Regions from separate parts of the Homo sapiens genome. Here region 2 is linked to region 1. The links are chromatin loops, found by intact Hi-C in ENCODE. Cell type or tissue: CD4-positive, alpha-beta T cell. All regions are shown on one strand. Links, peaks and the distances in the headings refer to the core of each region. The heading gives the core; the rest is flanking DNA.

Evidence for each region. Hi-C counts contacts between places; a loop is a spot of excess contacts. Peaks named below come from ENCODE experiments on the same cell type or tissue, not always from the same donor. Only the 100,000 strongest peaks of a DNase experiment are listed, where the experiment ranks them.
Region 2: a loop joins it to region 1, with 9 times the contacts of the local background. A loop is called at or near these places in 25 of 110 quality-filtered maps.

The regions. Positions count from the first base shown.
Region 1 is chrX:53,673,635-53,683,936 of GRCh38, forward strand. HUWE1 (HECT, UBA and WWE domain containing E3 ubiquitin protein ligase 1) reads right to left here. Exons shown (of 84, transcript NM_031407.7): 3 at 6,415-6,552. Among named protein-coding and RNA genes, the nearest start is that of HUWE1, 7.9 kb to the right of the region's middle. In CD4-positive, alpha-beta T cell, for the core only: no CTCF peak of the experiment used is centred there; a DNase peak (open chromatin) is centred at 5,237; H3K27ac peaks cover 88 bases.
Region 2 is chrX:53,827,314-53,837,615 of GRCh38, forward strand. No RefSeq gene overlaps it. Among named protein-coding and RNA genes, the nearest start is that of HUWE1, 150 kb to the left of the region's middle. In CD4-positive, alpha-beta T cell, for the core only: CTCF peaks have their summits at 4,747 (motif pointing left) and 4,954; a DNase peak (open chromatin) is centred at 4,778.

The DNA of each region.
Region 1 (10,302 bases), core at 782-8,781:
AGGCGTAGAATTTTCCACTTGTGGCATCGTGTTGAAACTCATTTTGGGGCATTTTGAATTTTGGATTAGGGACACTCAACTTGTGTTACTTCCAACTCCACAAAAAAATGTAAGGCAAAAATAAATGTTAAAAATGATCAATTCTGGAGTGGGGGTAGGGACAGGGATTGTTGTATTATTCTCTGTACTTCTCAGTATATTTTTCAGAAGTAGAAATGCACATATTACAGAAAAAGGTAAAGTTCCCCACGATCCCTCCTCCCAAATAAAGTTGTCAGTTTGCCATGGTTTTTTTTAAAACATAAATAGCATCACATAGTATGTACTCTCTTGCAACTTGCCAAAATTGCCTCCAAAATAGCTGTATCAATTTACGCCACTTGTAGGCAGTATTATAAGGCCAGACTCTTCCTTATACCTTTTACGATGACTTGATATTATCAAATTATTTTTTATCAATCTAATGACTAAAAATGACCTTATTTAAATTTGCATTTCTGATTATTAGTTTGAGTACCATTTCTTGTTAGTGGACGTTTTTAGTTTCCTATTCTGGGAAATGCCTATCCTTAAAATTTCCTACTAGATTTCTTTTCTTATTCCTTAAACACTACCCTTATCATTAAGATGTGAATACACCAAAATGTTAACAGTGACTAAACATTGTGGTGGAATTATGTATATCCTCTCCCCAAATATGCACACATTTTCTAGTTTTTCCTGAATTCAGTGATTAAAAACTAGAAAATGATAAAATGGATGAAAAAAATCCTTTTAGACAAAAGCATTAACTTTCAGGATACTCTACTACAGGTTACCCTTAAGGAGGTCATAAAATCTAGCTCAAAGAAATAAATGCATCTAAAGAGTAAGTCTTGTGAAGAAATGAAACAATAATGGTTTGAGACTATTGATTCATTTGGGGTACGTTTAACTAACTTATTTGTATAGCATTTTTGAATTCATGAAGTACTTTTCATTTATCTTGCTTAACCCTAACAAAACTCTGTGACATTCTCTGATGCCTTCTTGTAAACTGCTATAGCACATTTTGTTCATTCCTCATATTACCATACTGACCCTTTTGTGTGATTTGCAAGTCTCCTTCCCCTAGACCACACTGTCCTACATTCTCCAGTCACTTATCTTTGTATTCCCAGGATGTAGCTGCAATGACTACGTCCTCAATAAATATTTGTTAAATGAATATCACCATCTTCATTTAAAGGATGAGGAAACTGGCTCAGTGATGAGGTAATTTGCCCCAAGTAACATAGCTACTAAGTATTTTATATAAATTATAATGACCTTATCTTCGTACTTTACAAGCATTTAAAAATACATCATCTCGCTTTAATGCTCACAGCAACCTATGAAATAGGCTTTCCGATTACTGTTTTATAGATAAGAATGGAAATTTAGTGATATACCCTAGGCCCACTCGAATCCTAGTTTATATGAAGTACAGCTGTTTCTTTACATTGTACTTGATCACTACCTGGGTATGGGAGCCTCTATTTTTATGTACCAAGTACATTAAGGGTAGGGTATAGGGGAGGAAAGATGGAAGTAAGGCAGTTTAAAGGCACAGGAAAGAGGCTGGAGCCCAGGTGTACAGGCCCATCTAAAGACCATAAACTGGTATTGTAATGTCAACTGCACATGCCACTCTGAAATCCAATATTGGCCCAAAGGTTTTTCTTGATATTACCCTGTATTAATAGAAGACAATTGTTGGCTTTCTCACATATCAGCAGTCTCAAAGGCTGGGGAGGCACACAGAATTAGGAAAGCTGTGAGAAACAATGGACAGGCTATATCATGCATAGACAGTGCAGGGGAAGAAATGATGACACAAAGGAAAAGGCTAAGGAACTTTAAACATGATTTCACAGTCCTTAACTCGACTGTGAGTTTCTCAAGGGCAGAGACCAAGTCTCATTCATTTTATGTCCCTTACTCCTTATACTTAGCAACATTCAGTAAATGTTATGTTAAAAGAAAAAAAAAGATATATTAAGCTAAAAACTGAACAATGACTTCCATTTATTCAGCAGCACTTATTACATGCCACAAACTATACTTTAGATATTATGTGTAATGTTTAAAAAAATAAGATTTACCTGTTTGCTGACCTGCCATGCATGGTGCTGCCCAAATGTGTTAACAGTGGTGATACTGATGACTATTAGGAATACTTATTATAGGTTACTAAGGTTACAACAGAACCTTGAACACCTTGAATAGGAGGGGCCAGTATAGACGGAGAGAGATCAAGGTAACCAATGTAATACACATTACAGAACTAGCTAAGACCCTTCAGAGGGTATAAATGTGACTCCTAAGGAGTTCCAAAGTGAAAAACTACTCTATGGAACATTCAGTTATCACTGGCCAAAGTCTCAGACCCAAAATAACTCAAGAACAAACCCTATCCTGCCTCACCACTGATGATCCCACACAGACCTAAAGGGTCCAGACACATTTTGTTAAATGGCCATTATTTTCACCACCCTGACTGCCCACCTCTGAGCTGTTGAAGGAGTTAAGTAAAATAGTACATTAAATAAATTACCATCTACTGATCACCTACCATGTACTAACACCTTACATTTTCTCTTTAATTCCAATAACCATATGAATAAGGTATTTCCCCCCACATCATAACTGATATAGGTTAACTTGCCCAAACTGACAGACCTAGTAAGTGGCCAGGCCCCAAATCCGGAACTGCCTGGGCTCCATGATCTTCCTATGATTATCAAGGCTTCTCAAACCTTTCCACCTTAACTCTAATAAAAAGGTAGAGAAGAATGAAGAGGCAGGCTAGGGAGGTTAAGTGGAAAGAGAAAAGTGGAACTTGATAGAAAGTTCCAAGCTACCCTTGGCAAAAACAGAATTTCTTTTGACTTCACCTTTTATCTTAATCCCATTAGCTAATTCCAGGTCTGGGGCAGAAATGCACAAGAATGCGCCTGGAAACATCTTGACATACCAGATAGCAAGGAAGCTATCAAAGACTACTAGAGAGCATGTCAGTAAGAATCAGGAGCCAACTTTAAGAGAGTTCCACTAGCCACAAGAAGGGCAATTTGAACTTCGCTAAGGATCAGAACTGCAATGTATTGAAACCCATCAAATGTTTACATCTATGGATGCATAGTTATATATACACTTATATGTGTAACCTTTTGAAGATGACAGGGGACCAATTCATCATCTTGAAAGCAATGTTTTAAAAAATTGAGTATTTATCCTGCTCTTCCTATATAAACTATATTGCTGAGTAACCAAATAAAAGATGAGGGGAAACAAAATTATTCCAGCTAACAGATGAAAACAAAATGATAGCATCAGAACGTCACCATTTTGTAGCCCCCCAACAAATTAATGGATCCAAAAAATTCAAGTCATCGTAACATAATCAATGTTGTGAATGAACACCCCCCCACCCCACCCCCCCGCAATATATTTGCCAAAGGGAACGAACCTGAAATTTATCAAGTCTCTGGATCCAGCTGCCAATTTGCAGGAAATAGAGAAGTATCACCTGGGAACTTATCAGAAATGCAAAATCTGGGGCCCCTCCTAGATCTACAGAATCAGAAACTCTGGGAGTGGGGACCAGCCAATCTTTTAGGAAGTCCTCTAGGTGATTCTGATGTTCCCTAAAGTTTCAGAACCATTGTTCTAAGCACTTTATATGCATTAACTCAGCTAAATTTCTTCAGAACTCTATAAGGCAGGCAGTATTATCATCATTTTACAGATGAAGGACCGTGTGGCACAAAGCAGTTAAGTAATTTGCACAACATGACACACCTGGTAAGAAATGGGAGTCAGAACTTGAACTCTGTGAATCTAGCTCCAGAGTCCATGTTCTTAATCGCTGTGCTGAAAGGTCTTTCCACCTGTAAGAACTCAATTGTCAGAATGCCGTAATAAAGAATATTGGAAGTTTAAAAAAAAAAAAAAAAAAAGCAAAGACCAGGAGAAACATGCCTCACTATAAAATAGACAGGAATATAAGAAAATAATCATAGCAAATAATGTACCCAAAGTAATCTTCCAAAATCATTCCAAAACATTAACAGCCACCAAATGTAATATACCCACGCACTTCTGGGGCAATTATCTCTGATATCTAATCACAAGGACCTAAAACCTGGATTGTGCTAAAGGTGGTACATAAATTCATGACAGTATCCTCAGACTCATCAATCTTTTAAATCTAAATGGTTATAGTGAAAGGTCATTCCAGAATAATTCATCTCCCTACTTTTAGTCACCATTTACTTAATGACTACTGAAAGGAAAAACTGCTGTCTTTCAATACCTAAGATTATACCATCAGAATCTCAGAGTTGAAGAATTTTAACATTCATCTAGTTCAATCAGCAATCCAGACTGAATCAGATCTACAATCCCAATCTCCACGTAATGGTACATTCATAATAAATTAAAACATTCCAACTTTCTGTAAAATCACATTATGGGATCATTCTATGCCACCAACTGTAATTTTTAAAGCCAAATGACTAAAAACTTTTAAAGAGAACTTAAAAGTTGAAAATGCTCAGGTTAACAGCCCAAACAAAACCTACAGTTGTTTTACTCATAGAGCCACTTCTTCACTACCTGAAAGGATTTCTATATCCAGAAGACCAAGCTGGTCAACAAGTACATCAAGTTTTAACAACACCACCTATGAAACATCAAACGACTTAAAAGTTGAGTTATTCCTGACATTAACATATATAAACATCTAGTAACCAGTCGTTGAGGAAACAACGAATAATACAGCAAAACACCAAAAGCCCAAGTACTTATGAATATCAACCTTATAGATAGTGAGATCATCATAAAGCAGCCTAAAAGTCCTTAAAGGACTTTATGCTAAGGAAACATAAATTTCAGATGAAATGAAATGAAAAATCACAGTAGGAAAACTAAGGTTGTGTATAATAGCTGAAAATCAACATGTAAGTAGAAGCTCTCAAAAACTGTTTTAGTATTGCCATTTCAAGAACTGTATGACAGCCAGGAACTCATTATTAGGTCTTAATAGCTTAGAAGTTATGGGTCAGAACAGCTGAGACACTAACATCAAAAGAATAAAAAGCAACATTATAAAGTAGTATAAAAATAACTAAATCACCTAAGGAAATTGAAACCATGCATGAAAAACCCCAAAGGCACAATCAGGTCATTAGGAAACACTAGCTTCTTCCACCAGGAGGCCTACTTTTCATGTGGAGCAATGAGCAAGGCCAAGACATGGAACTGAAGTCAGGTATCAAATCAGACTTTGCCACAGAAAAAGGAATCCATGACTAGTTATTTTAGGATAGTGCCTATGACAGCACTATCAACTCCAACTAGGATACAGGAGATTATAGCCATTGTTCCATTATAATGGGTCCTCCAGGGTCTTTAATTGAGCAAGAATGGGTTAGACACCACTACTGGGCTGTAATCCCCAAATATGGGGGGCGGGAAACTATATATAGGACAATTTCTTCAACAAATAAATTGGAAGAAAAAAAAAACAAAAGACAGAACCTGCAGATTAAAATAGATTTAACAGCTGTATCAATGCTTTGCAATAAATGTGCTTTCTCAGGATCCTGATTCAAACAAACTGTAAAAGAAAAAAAACAAAGCTTAAAAAAAAATCAGAAATCTGAACATTTTATATTTGATATTTTTAAATATCTGTTAATTTTTTCAGTTGTGATAATAGTTTTGATCTTATATTTAAAGAGCCCTTGCCTTTTAGAAATACAAACAAGTATTTTACAAATAAATATGACAGGGATTTATTCCAATATAATCCATTGAGGGGGGCAGTGGTTAGAAGTATAGATGAAACAGGCTGGGCCTGGTGGCTCACGCCTGTAATCCCAACACTTTGGGAGGCCAAGAAGGGAGGATGGCTTGAGCCCAGGAGTTTGTGACCAGTCTAGGCAACACGATGAAACCCCATCTCAATTTAAAAAAATTAAAAAAAACCAAACAAACAGAAGTATAGATGAAATAGAATGTGCAAGTTGATACTATTAAAGCTGGTGATGGGTAAGTGGGGGGATTATTATACTATTCAATGTTTGCATGTTTGAAATTTTTCGTAACTTTAATAAGAACTGGTTAGACATAATGACTTGCAATTTTATTTTTTGAACGATGCCTAGGGTGATTTAAAAAATCATGTACAGACATCATTCATTTAAACAATTCCCTTTAATTCAGTAATGAGCTCCACTTTAAAAAAAGAAGCAACCAGTACCACATCAGATCCAGAGAATGGAAGAAACCAAAGTAGCTCCATTACAGAATGGGAATACATCCACCCCTACTATCTCCATTCCAGGAAGTAAAATACAAATACTTCCCACAAGATTTACAAAAACTAACCTAAAATCACAGCCAATCATACTCATCCTGGTGGGAAATTCCCCACACTGCTCCAACAGCTTCCCGAACCTTCCTGACCAAGTTGGCCTGCTGGTTTCTCTGGATCACTAACCCACTCAGGTCAGGCTGCTGGAGGACCTACAAAAAAAAAGTTGGGGGAGAGGAGTGAGATACACAACACATTTATTAGGGTGTGTGAGGAGGGTTAACCATTCTATTATGTTCAAACATAACTAGTTATTATTTCTAAAGCAATAGTCCTTACATATCTATTTGCATTTTTTAGGACCTGCTTTGAGAAGTAACTGAGGAATTCAGAACCAACAACTCTAATACTTCTAACGCTTAGACAACATTCCTGAAAACTGAGTTCTCAACCCAAATGAAATTATAGAAGACAGTTTATTTTTTAGACAAGTTTATACCCTCAATATAAACACTAAGGACGTATTTGTTTCATTGTTTCTGTGAAAAAAAACAACAACTGTACATATAAAAATTATTCTTCACCTTCATACATGCTTTTTGGCCATATTGGGAGACAAACGATAAACATCCTGGCAACTCAGGTTGAACTTTGCCATTGAACCTTAGACAAAGTTTTTATTTGGTATTGTCACTCCTTCCTCTCTTCTCAGAGATCTACCTAGAATAAGTTAAACTTTTAGGTCACACCTAGATTATCATTCCCAGATTTATTCTATTGCTCAATAAGGGTCAAATTGAAATTGAGGTTTAATAAATTTGTGATCACTGCTTAACCCACGGTAAAATGCACCAATGCAAAATCTCAAAACAGAAAGTGATTTCCTGCCCTCCAATGAAAATGGAAGAAAATTTTATTACCTACAAAGCACTTCAAATTAAATAAAGCAGTTTATTTCGAACTGAAGTTCGAAACTAGAGTCCACATACAGCTAATTGTGGGATGGTTACCTCCTGTAAATTTTAAATCCTAGTAAACTTTTCACCACGTTTCTACTTCAATTCCCATCACCCAGCCGAAGTAAAATAATGGGGATAGTTGTGCTTGTATTAAAGGGTTGTTGCTAGAATTAGTTAAAAAAAAAATTGTAAAATGCTACACTTTAATATTGGTCTAATCAATATATTAACAGTAAGGAAGCCTGTAATCTCAGCACTTTGGGAGGCCGAGGCGGGCGGATCACGAGGTCAGGAGATCGAGACCATCCTGGCCAACGTGGTGAAACTCCGTCTTTACTAAAAATACAAAAATTAGCTGGGCATGGTGGCGCGCGCCTGTAGTCCCAGCTACTCGGGAGGCTGAGGCAGGTAAATCGCTTGAACCCAGGAGGCGGAGGTTGCAGTGAGCCGAGATCGCGCCACTGCACTCCAGCCTGGCGAGAGCAAGACTCCATCTTAAAAAAAAAAAAAAAAAAGTAAGGAAAACTTTCTCCAAGTCAAATAGTCACATCTGTTTAATAAGTACGTTAGAAAATATAAAATGGCAATAACACAACAGGAAGTAGTGTATTAAAGAGCCAGCAGTAATTTGCTATGGAAAAGAAGCTGGGTATTCCAAATGATCTTTCTCTCTCGGACAGGAATTATCTTGCTCAGGTAAGAAGATGCCAAATAGCAGATCCCCACACTGATCTGAGGAACCAAACAAATGAGGGAGGTGAAAAGTAGCATGAATACTTCAAAACTAGCTAACAGAAGTTCCTTTTACCACTGTGAAATGCATGACACCAAATTACTTTTGTAGAGTGAATGACAGGACAGACTGCCTTTGAAGGAGTGGAAGAAATGAGTAGGCAGGGCATGAGGCACCCCTTCCAAAAGGTAGAACACTTGGGTGTGGTTCTTGACAGGAACATTATGGCTGGTGGTCATTCCAGGATAGTGATTACGCACTGAAATTCCTAGACCATTAGAAGGAAACAAAGAGTGGGAATCACGTTCAAACATCATGAACCACTGGAGATAAAAAGTTTGGCCTATGAGGAAAAAAAATATAAACGTTATAGATCTGGCCTAGAAATACACCAAGAATGTACAGTTAAAGAAACAAAAATCTCTTACTCTTTCCCAGGTCATAAAATTAGCATATGACACAGGTACATCTACCAATGCATTCTTACACCAAAAAGTAATCCTAATTTATTATGTGCCTACCATGAGCTAAACATTTTATTTTATTTTATTTTAACTAATTCTAGCAACAATCCTCTAATGTAAGCACAACTATTCCCATTATATAGATGAACTGAGAATCTGAAAATTTGCCCAAGGTCACAAGGTTCAATGTGAACCCAAAACACACCCAAAACACACACTATTAATTTCACCATACCAGACCGCCGCCTATGACTGGGGAATGTTGGTATCTCCTCAATCTATGCAACACTGGGGCTAAAAGAAAACAATGCTGAACATGTAATCTACAAAGGAGAAACAAATGATAGGGAATTAACTGCCTATAGTAACGGTGGCATGGGGGGAAGAGGAAATAAAGAACAGGGCAGACTGGGGGGCAGGACAATCAATGCTGTTTTCTAGTAAATGGAAGGGGTAAAATGTAGTGGAGCCTGAGAGGAGGGTTATCTTCCTTCTAAGGGATTCAGCTCCTGGAAAAGGAGTATGGGGAGTGGGGGATAGAAAGATTAAGAAGTGAGAAGCAGGTAAGAGGTGCTCAGCAGCAAAAATAGATGTCCACAGACCAAGAGGCTCCAGAAACTCAGAGCAAGGCAGGGAAAAGGGGCGGTTCCCAGGCTTGCAGGGGAAATGGAAGAGGCAGGGAAGACAGAAAGCGGGTTTACTGGAGAGTTATCCTCTACAGCCTTCTGAGGGGGAGGAATGAGGAAGGCAAGGCTAATGGCCGTAAACGAAAAGGCCACTTAAACTGCAATATCCAAACACCGACCCGTTCATAGTTTCGCTTAATAGTGGTTTAGCAGCATGCAGAGCTAAGAAATCCGGATCAGAGTCATACAAACATGAAGACTTGAGGAAATGGAAGGCTACTATGGCACCATCCACAAAGATGGAGTAAATGCAGGCAACAGGATAAGCTCTATTCAACGCCTGCGCCAAGGGGACCAATGGAAGGGGGAGACAGAGCGGGCTAGAGGACTTAGGCTAAACTCGAATTTAGAACTGGGGAAGGAGTCACAGGGAAAAGCTTTGACTCCCCCCTCCCTTAAATACCAGCCTCAACTATCCACGTAGATGAAGATTAGATGGGACGACAGAATTAGGAGGGGTGTGGGGAGAGGAGGAGGAGTACACCAGTGACACTACTGCTTGAACCCTAAGCCTTAGCTCTAAAACCGCGAGAGTTGGCGAAGATGACCCCACCTCGAGAAAAACCAGGGTATTCATCCGGGTCGTCGGAGGTGCTGAGAACGGAGGTTGGCCGGCAGAAAAGGTAGGGGAAAGGGGCCACTCTTCATTGGTTGCTCCTCTTTCCCACCGTTCAATTTAACCCCCAACCCCACTCCCCAGCGAACTCCAGACTCCCCTCCCACCCTTCCCAATCCGCCCACTGCGGCGGCGACAACGGAGGCGTTGACCGATCGGTGGGGCAAAGGCGGGCCCACACGCGGCCGAGGCCCAGGAAATGGTGTCGCCTCAACGGACAAGAAACGAGGTGGTCTTCGCCTCAGGTCTAGTTTACCGGCACCCCGGCGTTTCGCCAATCGTCACCTCCTTAACGCTGGGCACCTCAGAGGCGTCATAAAGGCAGATAGCCAACACCTCTGTGCTGGGTCCTGGCCGGACAGACATCAGCCTCCGCCGCCATCTTAACAGCAGGCGGACCGACCCTAGTCACTGCCCCCCCACCCCCCACCCGCGAGCTACCTCAGCCACCGCCAACGAATCCCACGAGGACGTAACCCTGCTCCCGCGAGAATTCTCCGGCTT
Region 2 (10,302 bases), core at 1,617-9,616, 150 kb after region 1:
CCGACCTCAGGTGCTCACCTCGTCCTCCCAAAGTGCTGGGATTACAGGCATGAGACACCGCACCTGGCTAATCATTCTTCTTTTTGAATGTAGGTGTTTATTGCTATAAAATTTCCTCTTTGCTGAATCCCATAAGTTTTGGTATGTTTTGTTTCCATTTTTGTTTGTCTCAAGATATTTTTAAATTTTGTCTTTATTTATTGACCAATTGGTTGTTTAGGAACATGTTGTTTAATTTTCATTTATTTGTGAATTTCCCAAAATTCTTTTTATTATTTATTTCTAGTTTCATACCTTTCTGGTTGAAAAAGACACTTGATAGTATTTCAATCTAATTAAATTTGTTAAGACTAGTTTTGGCCAGATGCGGTGGCTCACGCCTGTAATCCCAGCACTTTGGGAGGCCGAGGCGGGCGGATCACCTGAGGTCAGGAGTTCAAGACAAGCCTGACCAACATGGAGAAACCTCATCTCTACTAAAAATACAAAAATCAGCCGGGCCTAGTGGCGCATGCCTGTAATCCTAGCTACTTGTGAGTCTAGTGCAGGAGAATTGCTTGAACCCAGGAGGCGGAGGTTGCAGTGAGCCAAGATCATGCCATCGCACTCCAGCCTGGGCAACAAGAGCAAAACTCCATCTCAAAAAAAAAAAAAAGACTTGTTTTGTGACCTAACGTATGCTGTACCCTGGAGAATGTTTTGTGTGCTCTTGAGAAGAATGTGTATTCTGTTGCTATTGAATGGAATGTTTTTTATATGTCTGCTATGTCCGTTTGGTCTAAAGCGTATTTCAAGTCTAACATTCCCTTATTAATTTCCTGACTTGATGATCTGTCCATTGTTGAAAGTAGGATATTGAAGTTTCCTAATATTATTATATTATAGTCTATCTCTGTCTTTGGATCTATTAACATTAGCTTTATATATGTAGGTGCTCCAATGTTGTATGCATATATATTTAAAATTGTTATATCTTCTTGATAAATTGTTTCCTTTATCATTATATAACGACCCTCTTAGTCTCTGTATTAGTCCATTCTCATATTGCTATACAGAAATACCTGAGACTGGGTAATCTATAAAGAAAAGAAGTTTAATTGGCTCACAGTTCTGCAGGCTGTACAGGATGCATGCTGCTGGCATCTGCTTGGCTTCTGGGGAGACCTCAGGAAACTTACAATCATGGCAGAAGGCTAAGGCAGAGCAGTCATGTCACCAGAGCAAGAGCAAGAGCAAGAGAGAGAGGGCCAGAGTTGCCACACACTTTTAAACAACCAGATCTCACAAGAACCCACTCACTATCACAAGGACAGTATCAAGGGGGATGGTGCAAAACCATTCATGAGAAATCCTCTGCCATGATCCAAAAACCTCCCATTAGGCCGCACCTCCAACATTAGGGATTACAATTCAACATGAGATTTGGTGGGGACACAGATCCAAACAATATCAGTCTTGTTTTAGTTTTTGACCTAAAGTTTATTTTTTCTTAAATAAGTATCACTACCCCTGTTCTCTTTTGGTTTTCATTTGCATAGAATGTCTTTTCCCATCCTTTCACTTTCAATCCATGTGTGACCTTAAAAGTTAAGTGAGTCTCTTCTAGGGAACACATAGTTGGGTCTTGTTTTTTATTCATTCAGTCACTCTATGCCTTTTGATTGGAGAATTTAATCAAGATAATTATTGATAGATAAGAACTTCTACTGCTATTTTGTTGTTTTTCTGTTTTTTGTTTTTGTTTTTGTTTTTTTCTGAGACAGAATTTTGCTCTTGTTGCTCAGGCTGGAGTGCAATGGCACTATATCAGCTCACTGCAACCTCCGCCTCCCAGGTTCAAGCGATTCTCCTGCCTCAGCCTCCCTAGTAGCTGGGATTGCAGGCACCCACCACCACGCCTGGCTAACTTTTGTATTTTTAGTAGAGAATGGATTTTGCCATGTTGGCCAGGCTGGTCTCAAACTCCTGACCTCAGGTGATCCGCCTGCCTTGGCCTCCCAAAATGCTGGGATTACAGGCATGAGCCACCGTGCCTGGCCTTTCTGGTTATTTTATAGAGCCTTTGTTCTTTTCTTTCTCTTGCTGTCTTCCTTTATGATTAGATTATTTTCTCTAGTAGTATACTTTGATTACTTACTTTTTATCATTGTATATCTACTATAGGTTTCTGTTTTGTGGTTACCATGAGGCTTACATAAAACATCTTACAGATGGAACAAGCTAGTTTGAGCTGATGACAACTTAACTTTGATCACATTAAACAATTGTAAACTTTAACTCCACCCTGCACACATTTTATGTGTACAATGATACAATTTACGTCTTTTATATTGTATATCCCTTAACAAATTATTGTAGCTATTATGTTTTTAAGCTTTAAAAACACTGATCATATTTCAGATTATTGCACACTGAGATGGTCTTTCTGCCAGCACTTCATGGTTACACCGTATCATTTGCAACTGTGCTTTTGTATGGCTTTTTAAAAAAGTTTTATTTTTAATTTCCAATAATAATTGTATGTACTTATGGGGTACAATGTAATGTTTTGATACTTGTATACATGTGGAATAATCAAATCAGGCTAATTAGTATATACATCACATCAAATATTTATTATTTCTTTGTGGGAAGAAGATTGATTGATTGATTGATAGAGACAGGGTCTTACTATGTTGCCCAGGCTGGTCTCAAAGTCCTCAACTCAAGTGATCCTCCCACCTCAGCTTCTCAAAGCACTGGGATTACAGGCCTGAGCCACCATGCTTGGCTGAAAGAACATTTTAAAATCTTCTCTTTTAGCTATTCTAAAATATACATTAGTATTAACTGTAGTCCCCATGCTGTGCAATGGTACGCCAGAACTTATTAGTCTAACTGTAACATTGTAACCATTGACCAACATCTCCCCTTTGCCTGTCCATTCCCACCCCTTTCCCCCCAGCATCTGGTAACCACCATTCTACTCTCTACTTCTAGGAGTTAAACTCTTTTAGAGTCCAGATAAAAGTGAGATCATATGGTTTCTGTCTCTCTGTGCCTGGCTTATTTCACTTAACGTAATGTTCTCTAGGTTTATTCATTCATTCACGTTGTTACAAATAGAATCTCCTGTTCTTTTAAGGGTGAGTAGTATTCAATTGTGTGTGTGTGTATATATATATATATATGACATCGTTAAAATTTATTCATCCTTTTATGGTCACTTAGGTTTTTTCCATATCTTGGCTATTGTGAATAATGCTGCAATGAACATTAGAGTGCAGACATCTTTTTGACATACTGATTTCAATTCCTTTGGGCATATACCCAGTAGTGGGATTGGTGTATCATATAGTAATTCTATTTTTAGTTTTACTTTTTTTAGGGGGCGGCCTTAAGTCATGTGTTTATTTTTTTCATTTTACTTTTAGTTGACACATAATAATTATACATATTTATGTGGCACAGTGTAGTACTTTGATACATGAATACAACGTGTAATGATTAAACCAGGTTCATTAGGATAGCCATCACCTCAATCGTTTATCATTTCTTTGTGTTGGGAACATTAAAAATTCTCTTTTCTAGCTTTTAAACATATACAATAAATTATTGCAAACTATATTCACCCTATAGTGCTATAGAACACTAGAACTTATTCCTCCCATCTAGCTATAATTTTGTTTCTGTTAACTAGCTTTTCCCTACCCTACCTTCCTCCCTCCCCTTTCCAGCTTTTAATGACCATGATTCTACCTTCTACTTTTATAAGCTGAATTTTTTTAGCTCCCACATATGAGTGAGAATTTCTGGCATTTATCTTTCTGTACCTGACTTATTTCACTTAACATTATATCCTATCCTCCAGGTTCATCCAGGTTGCCATGAATGACAGAATTTCATTCATTTTCATAGTTGAATAGTATTCCACTGTGTATATGTACCACATTTTCTTTATCCACTCATCTGCTGATGGACATTTAGGGTGATTACAAATTTTGGCTATTGTGAACAGTGCTGCAATAAACGTGAGGTTGCAGAGATCTCTTTGATATATTGATTTACTTTCTTTTGGATAAATACCCAGCAGTGGGATTTACGGATTATATGGTAGTTCTATTTTTAGTTTTTTGAGAAACTTCCACACTTTTTTTCCATAATGGCTGCACTACTTTACATTCCCAACAACAATGTATAAGAGTTCCCTTTTCTCCACATCCTTATCCACATTTGTTATTTTTTGTCTTTTTGTTTTTGTTTTCTTTTTTTTTTTGCTTTCCACATATTCTAATTTGTCTTTTTGATAATAGCCATTTTAACTGGGGTGAGATGAAGTTTCATTGTGGTTTTGATCTGCATTTCTCTGATTAGTGACGTTGGGCATTTTTTCATATACCTTTTGGCCATTTGCATGTCTTCTTTTGAGAAATGTCAATTCAGATCATTTGCCCATATTTTAATTGTATTATTATTGGGTTTTTTGCTGTCGTTATTTGAGTTCCTTATATATTCTGGTTACTAATCCCTTGAGAGCCTCTCAAACCTTTACTGTGGATGTGCATGCTCACAGTTATACACATTCTCCCAATCTCATAGAGTCCTGTTGGCAACAGTAAGCTACCTTCTTTTTCCTAGGGCAGTACACTGAAAGGCTGTAACATTGGATGCATGCTCCACTCCTCTCCCTCCCTCCTGAGGAAGAAGTCTCGGGGTCCCGTTCCTTCTCCTGATCCTACAGAACTGTACTGGCTGCGGTATGCTGTCCACCTTTTATCTTTTCTCTTGGCTGCCCCCAGGTGTTCAAACTATGCCAGTTCCCTCAGAAATCTCATACTGGAGATTGGTTGAGATAGGACAGAAACAGGTCCCTCAGGTAGTGCCTCAAAATACTAAGGATGTTGAATGCATGTTCCACTACATCTTCCTCCTGAAGAAGAAGTCGTGGGCTGAGACCATCTCTCTCAGCACTGAGCTGGCCCAGTGTAAGGGGGTGGCTTACGCAGGTAAAGTGAAATTCCTTTTCTTACTTGTTTCAATGTGGCTGTTACTGATTTTGTGCTTTTTTGAAGAACGACAATTTCTTAACTGGATTCTGAATTACTAATAAAGGTATTTTGGTCTCTGTATTGTTAAATTGGTGTTTCTGTGGTGGGATCAGGGCTAGGACTTCCTATTCTGCCACTTTGCTGACATCACTCCTAGATCTTACTTATCTAATAGAAACACTTACAAGCATATATTTCCATCTAAGCACTATTTTTACTAAATCCCATAAAATTTAATTTGTTGTGTGTTTCATTTTCATTTTGTTCAAAACAGTTTTCTAATTTCCCTTATGATTTATTTCTTTACCCATGGATTATTTGGAGTGTGTTGTTTAATTTCCAAATTTTTATTGATACATAATATTTGTACATATTTATGAGGTACATGTGATATTTTGTTACCTGCATGTATGTGTAATGATCAAGTTGGAGTATTTAGGGTATGCATCACCTCAAGTATTTATCATTTCTATGTGTTGGGGACATTACAAGTCCTCTCTTCTAGCTATTTTGAAATATACAATACATTGTTGTTAACTGTAGTTATCCTACTCTGTTATTGAACATTGGAACTTATTCCTTCTGTATAACTGTATGTTTGTACCCATTAACCAACCTCTCGGTTCATCTCCCTAACACATATCCTTCTCAACCTCTAATATATATCATTTTACTTTCTACCTCCAGATCAACTTTTTTAGCTCCCACATATGGGTGAGAACATGTGATATTTGTATTTTGGTGGTTGGTTTATTTCACTAAGCATAATGACCTCCAATACCATCCATGTTGCTATAAATGACATGATTTCATTTTTTATGGCCAAATAATATTATACTGTGTATACATACCACATTTTCTTTATCCATTCATCTGTTGATGGACACTTACCTTGAGTCTATATCTTTGCTATTGTAAGCAGTCCTGCAATAAACATGGGGGGGTGCAGGTATTCTTTAATATGCTAATTTAATTTCCTTTGGATAAATACCCAGTAGTGGGATTGCTAGATCATATCTTAGTTCTATTTTTAGTTTTTTGAGAGATCTCCATACTGTTTTTCATAGTGGCTGTATTAATTTACATTTCCACCAACAATGTATAAAAATTTCCAAGCCAGGCACCATGGCTCACGCCTGTAATCCCAGCACTTTGGGAGGCCGAGGCGGGTGGATCACCTGAGGTCAAGAGTTCAAGACCAGCCTGGCCAACATGGTGAAACCCTGTCTCTACTAAAAATACAAAAAAATTAGCCAGGTATAGTGGCGGGCACCTATAATCCCAGCTACTTGGGAGGGAGGCTGAGGCAGGAGAATTGCTTGAACCCGGGAGGCGGAGGTTGCAGTGAGCTGAGATTGTGCCACTGCACTCCAGCCTGGGCAACAGAGTGAGACTCCGTCTCAAAAAAAAAAAAAATTTCCTGTTCTTCACATCTTTGCTACCATTTGTTGTTTTTTGCCATTCTAACTGGGGTAAGATTAATTTGCATTTCCCTGATGATTAGCGATGTTAAGCATTTTTTACATATAAAATTAGCAATGTTGAGCATTTTTTACATATAATTATTGGCCATTTGTATGTCTTCTTTTAAAAAATGCCTATGCATGTCTTTTGCCCACTTTTTAATGGGATTATTTTTTGTTATTTTTAAATGGTTTGTGTTTCTTGTATATTCTTGATATTAGTCCTTGTCAGATAAATAATTTGCAAATATTTTCTGCCATTTAACAGTTTGTCTCTTCACTCTGTTGATTGTTTCCTTTGCTATGTAGAAGCTTTTTTTTTTTTTTTTTTTTTGAAACAGTCTCACTCTGTCACCCAGGCTGGAGTGCAGTGGTGCAATCTTGGCTCACTGCAACCTCCGCCTCCTGGATTCAAGCTATTCTGCTACAGCCTCCTGAGTAGCTGGGACTACAGGTGCGTGCCACCATGCCAGGCTAATTTTTGCATTTTTAGTAGAGACGGGGTTTCACCATATTGGCCAGGCTGGTCTTAAACTCATGACCTCGTGAGCCCCCGCCTCGGCCTCCCAAAGTGCTGGGATTACAGGCGTGAGCCACCGCACCTGGCCTGCAGAAGCTTTTTAGTTTAATATAGTCCCGTTTGTCTATTTTTGTTTTTGTTTCCCAGGCTTTTGAGGTCCTGGCCATAACATCTTTGTCTAGACCAATGTCCTGAAGTTTTCCTCCTATGGTTGCTTCTAGTGGTTATAGAGATTCAGGTCTTATGTTTAAGTATTTAATCCGTCTTAAGTTAATTTTTTAATATGGTGAAAGATAGGGGTGCAGTTTCATCTTTCTGCATATGGATATGCAATTTCCCCAGCATCTTTATTGAAGAGAAAAGTGTTCTTTCCCCAACGTATGTTCTTGGCACCTTTGTTGAAAATCAGTTGGCTGTAAATATGTGGATTTATTTCTGTGTCTCGATTCTGCTCCATTAGTCTGTGTGTCTGTTTTTATGCCAATACCATGCTGTTTGGGGTAATATAGCCTCGTAATATATGTTGAGGTCAAGTAGCGTAATGCCTTCAGCTTTGTTCTTTTTTGTTGGGATTTCCTTGGCTATTTGGGGTCTTTTGTGATTCCATACAAGTTTTAGAAATGTTTTTTCTATTTCTATGAAAAAAATGACTTTAGTATTTTGATAAAGATTGCATTAAATCTGTAGATTGCTTTGGATAGTATGGTCATTTTAATGATATTAATTCTTCCGATCCAAGAGCATGGGATACCTTTCCATTTATTTGTGTCCTCTTCTATTTCTTTTATCACTGTTTTGCAGTTTTCCTTGTGGAGATCTTTCACCTCCTTGGATAAACTTATTCCTAGGTATTTTTGTACCTATTTTAAATGGGATTGCCTTCTTGATTTCTTCCTCAGCTGGTTTCATTGGTGTATGGAAATGCTACTGATTTTTGTTAGTTAATTTTGTGTCTGTGACTTTCCTTAGGTTTTTCTATGTATAAGATTATGTCACATGCAAAGAAGGACGATTTGACCTCCTCTTTTCCAATTTGGATGCTTTTTACTTCTTTCCCTTCTGTTATTATGCTGGCTAGGACTTCCAGTACTATGTGAAGTGGTGGAGTGGTGAAAGTGGGCATCCTTGTCTTGTTCCATTTCTTAGAGAAAAGGATTTCAGCTTTTCTCCATTCAGTGTGATGTTATCTGTTGGTTTGTCATACATGGCCTTTATTATGTTGAGATATGTTCCTTCTATGCCTAGTTTCTTGAGAGTTATTTATCATGAAATAACAACGAATTGTATCAAATGCTTTTTCTATTGAGATGATCTTATAGTTTTGGTGCTTCATTCTGTTGATGTGATATGCATCTGTTAAATCACCCTTGCATCCCTGGGATAAATCTCAATTGATCATGGTGCACTATATTTTTAATGTTCTGTTGGATTCAGTTTGATAGTATTTTCTTGAGCATTTTTGCTTCTATGTTCATCAGGGATATTGGCCTCTAGTTTTTTATTTGTTGTTGTTGCATCCTTGTCTGGTTTTGGTAACAGGGTAATGCTGGCCTTGTAGAATGAGACGGAAAATCCTCTTGTCTTCCGTCTTTTGGAATAGTTTGAGGAGCTTTGGTGTTAGTTCTTCTCTGTATATTAGGTAAAATTTGGCAGTGAAGACATCTGGTCTAGTCTTTTTTGTTGTTGTTTTGCGGAGACTTTTTTTTATTACTAGCTTAATCTCATTACTTGTTATTGGTTTGTTTCAGTTTCCTATTTCTTTCTGATTCAATCTTAGTAGGTTTATTGATTTTTTTCTTTTTCTTTTTTCTTTTTTTTTTTTTTTTGAGATGGAGTTTCACTCTTGTCGCCCATGCTGGAGTGCAATGGCGTGTTCTCGGCTCACTGCAACCCCCGCCTCTCGGGTTCAAGCGATTCTCCTGCCTCAGCCTCCCGAGTAGCTGGGATTACAGGCACCCGCCACCATGCCCGTCTAATTTTTTTGTATTTTTAGTACGGGGGGGTGGTTTCACCATGTTGGCCAGGCTGGTCTCGAACACCTGAACTCAGGTGATCCACCCGCCTCAGCCTCCCAAACTGCTGGGATTACAGGCATGAGCCACCGTGCCTGGTCCAATTTTGGCAGGTTTTATTTCTCCAGGAATTTATCCATTTCCTCTAGGTTTTCCAGTTTGTTAGTGTATCACTTTATAATAGTCTCTGATGCTCTGTTATATTTTTGTGTTATAAGTGAAGGTGTCTTCTTTTTATTTTCGATTTTAATTGTATCTTTTTTTTTTTTGAGACGGAATCTTGCTCTGTCGCCCAAACTGGAGTGCAGTGATGCGATCTCAGCTCACTGCAACCTCCACCTCCCGGGTTCAAGTGATTCTCCTGCCTCAGCCTTCCGAGTAGCTGAGATTATAGGTGTGCACCACCATGCCTATCTAATTTTTGTATTTTTAGTAGAGACGGGGTTTCATCATGTTGGCCAGGCTGGTCTTGAACTCCTCACCTCAGGTAATCCACCCACCTCGGCCTCCCAAATTGCTGGGATTACAGGCGTCAGCCACTGCGCCCGGCCTGTATCTTCTGTCTTTTTATCTTGGTTAGTCTAGCTACAATTTAACGATTTTGTTTATCTTTTCCAAAAACCAACTCTTTGTTTTGTTGATCCTTTGTAGTGTGTGTGTGTGTGTGTCTAATTTTTTTTTTTTTTTTTTTTTTTTTTTGAGACGGAGTCTCGCTCTTTCACCCAGGCCGGAGTGCAGTGGCGCGATCTCGGCTCACTGCAAGCTCCGCCTCCCGGGTTCACGCCATTCTCCTGCCTCAGCCCCCCAAGTAGCTGGGACTACAGGCGCCCGCCACCGCGCCCGGCTAATTTTTTGTATTTTTAGTAGAGACGGGGTTTCACCGTGTTAGCCAGGATGGTCTCGATCTCCTGACCTCGTGATCTGCCCACCTCGGCCTCCCAAAGTGCTGGGATTACAGGCGTGAGCCACCGCGCCCGGCAATGTGTGTCTAATTTTTTAAGTTTTGCTATGCTCTTTATTATTTCTTTTCTTCTAATTTTGGATTTGGTTCTTTCCTGCTTTTCTATTTCTTTGAAGTGCATCATTAGATTGTTTATTTAAAATCTTTTTGCTTTTCTAATGAAGGTGCTTATTGTTATAAACTTCCCTCTTAGTGCTGCTTTTGCCATACCCCATAGGTTTTGATATGTTGAGTTTTAATTCTCACTTGCTTTTTTCTTAATTTTTAGTTTCTGTGGGTATGTGGTAGGTATATATTTTGGGGGCACATAAGATATTTT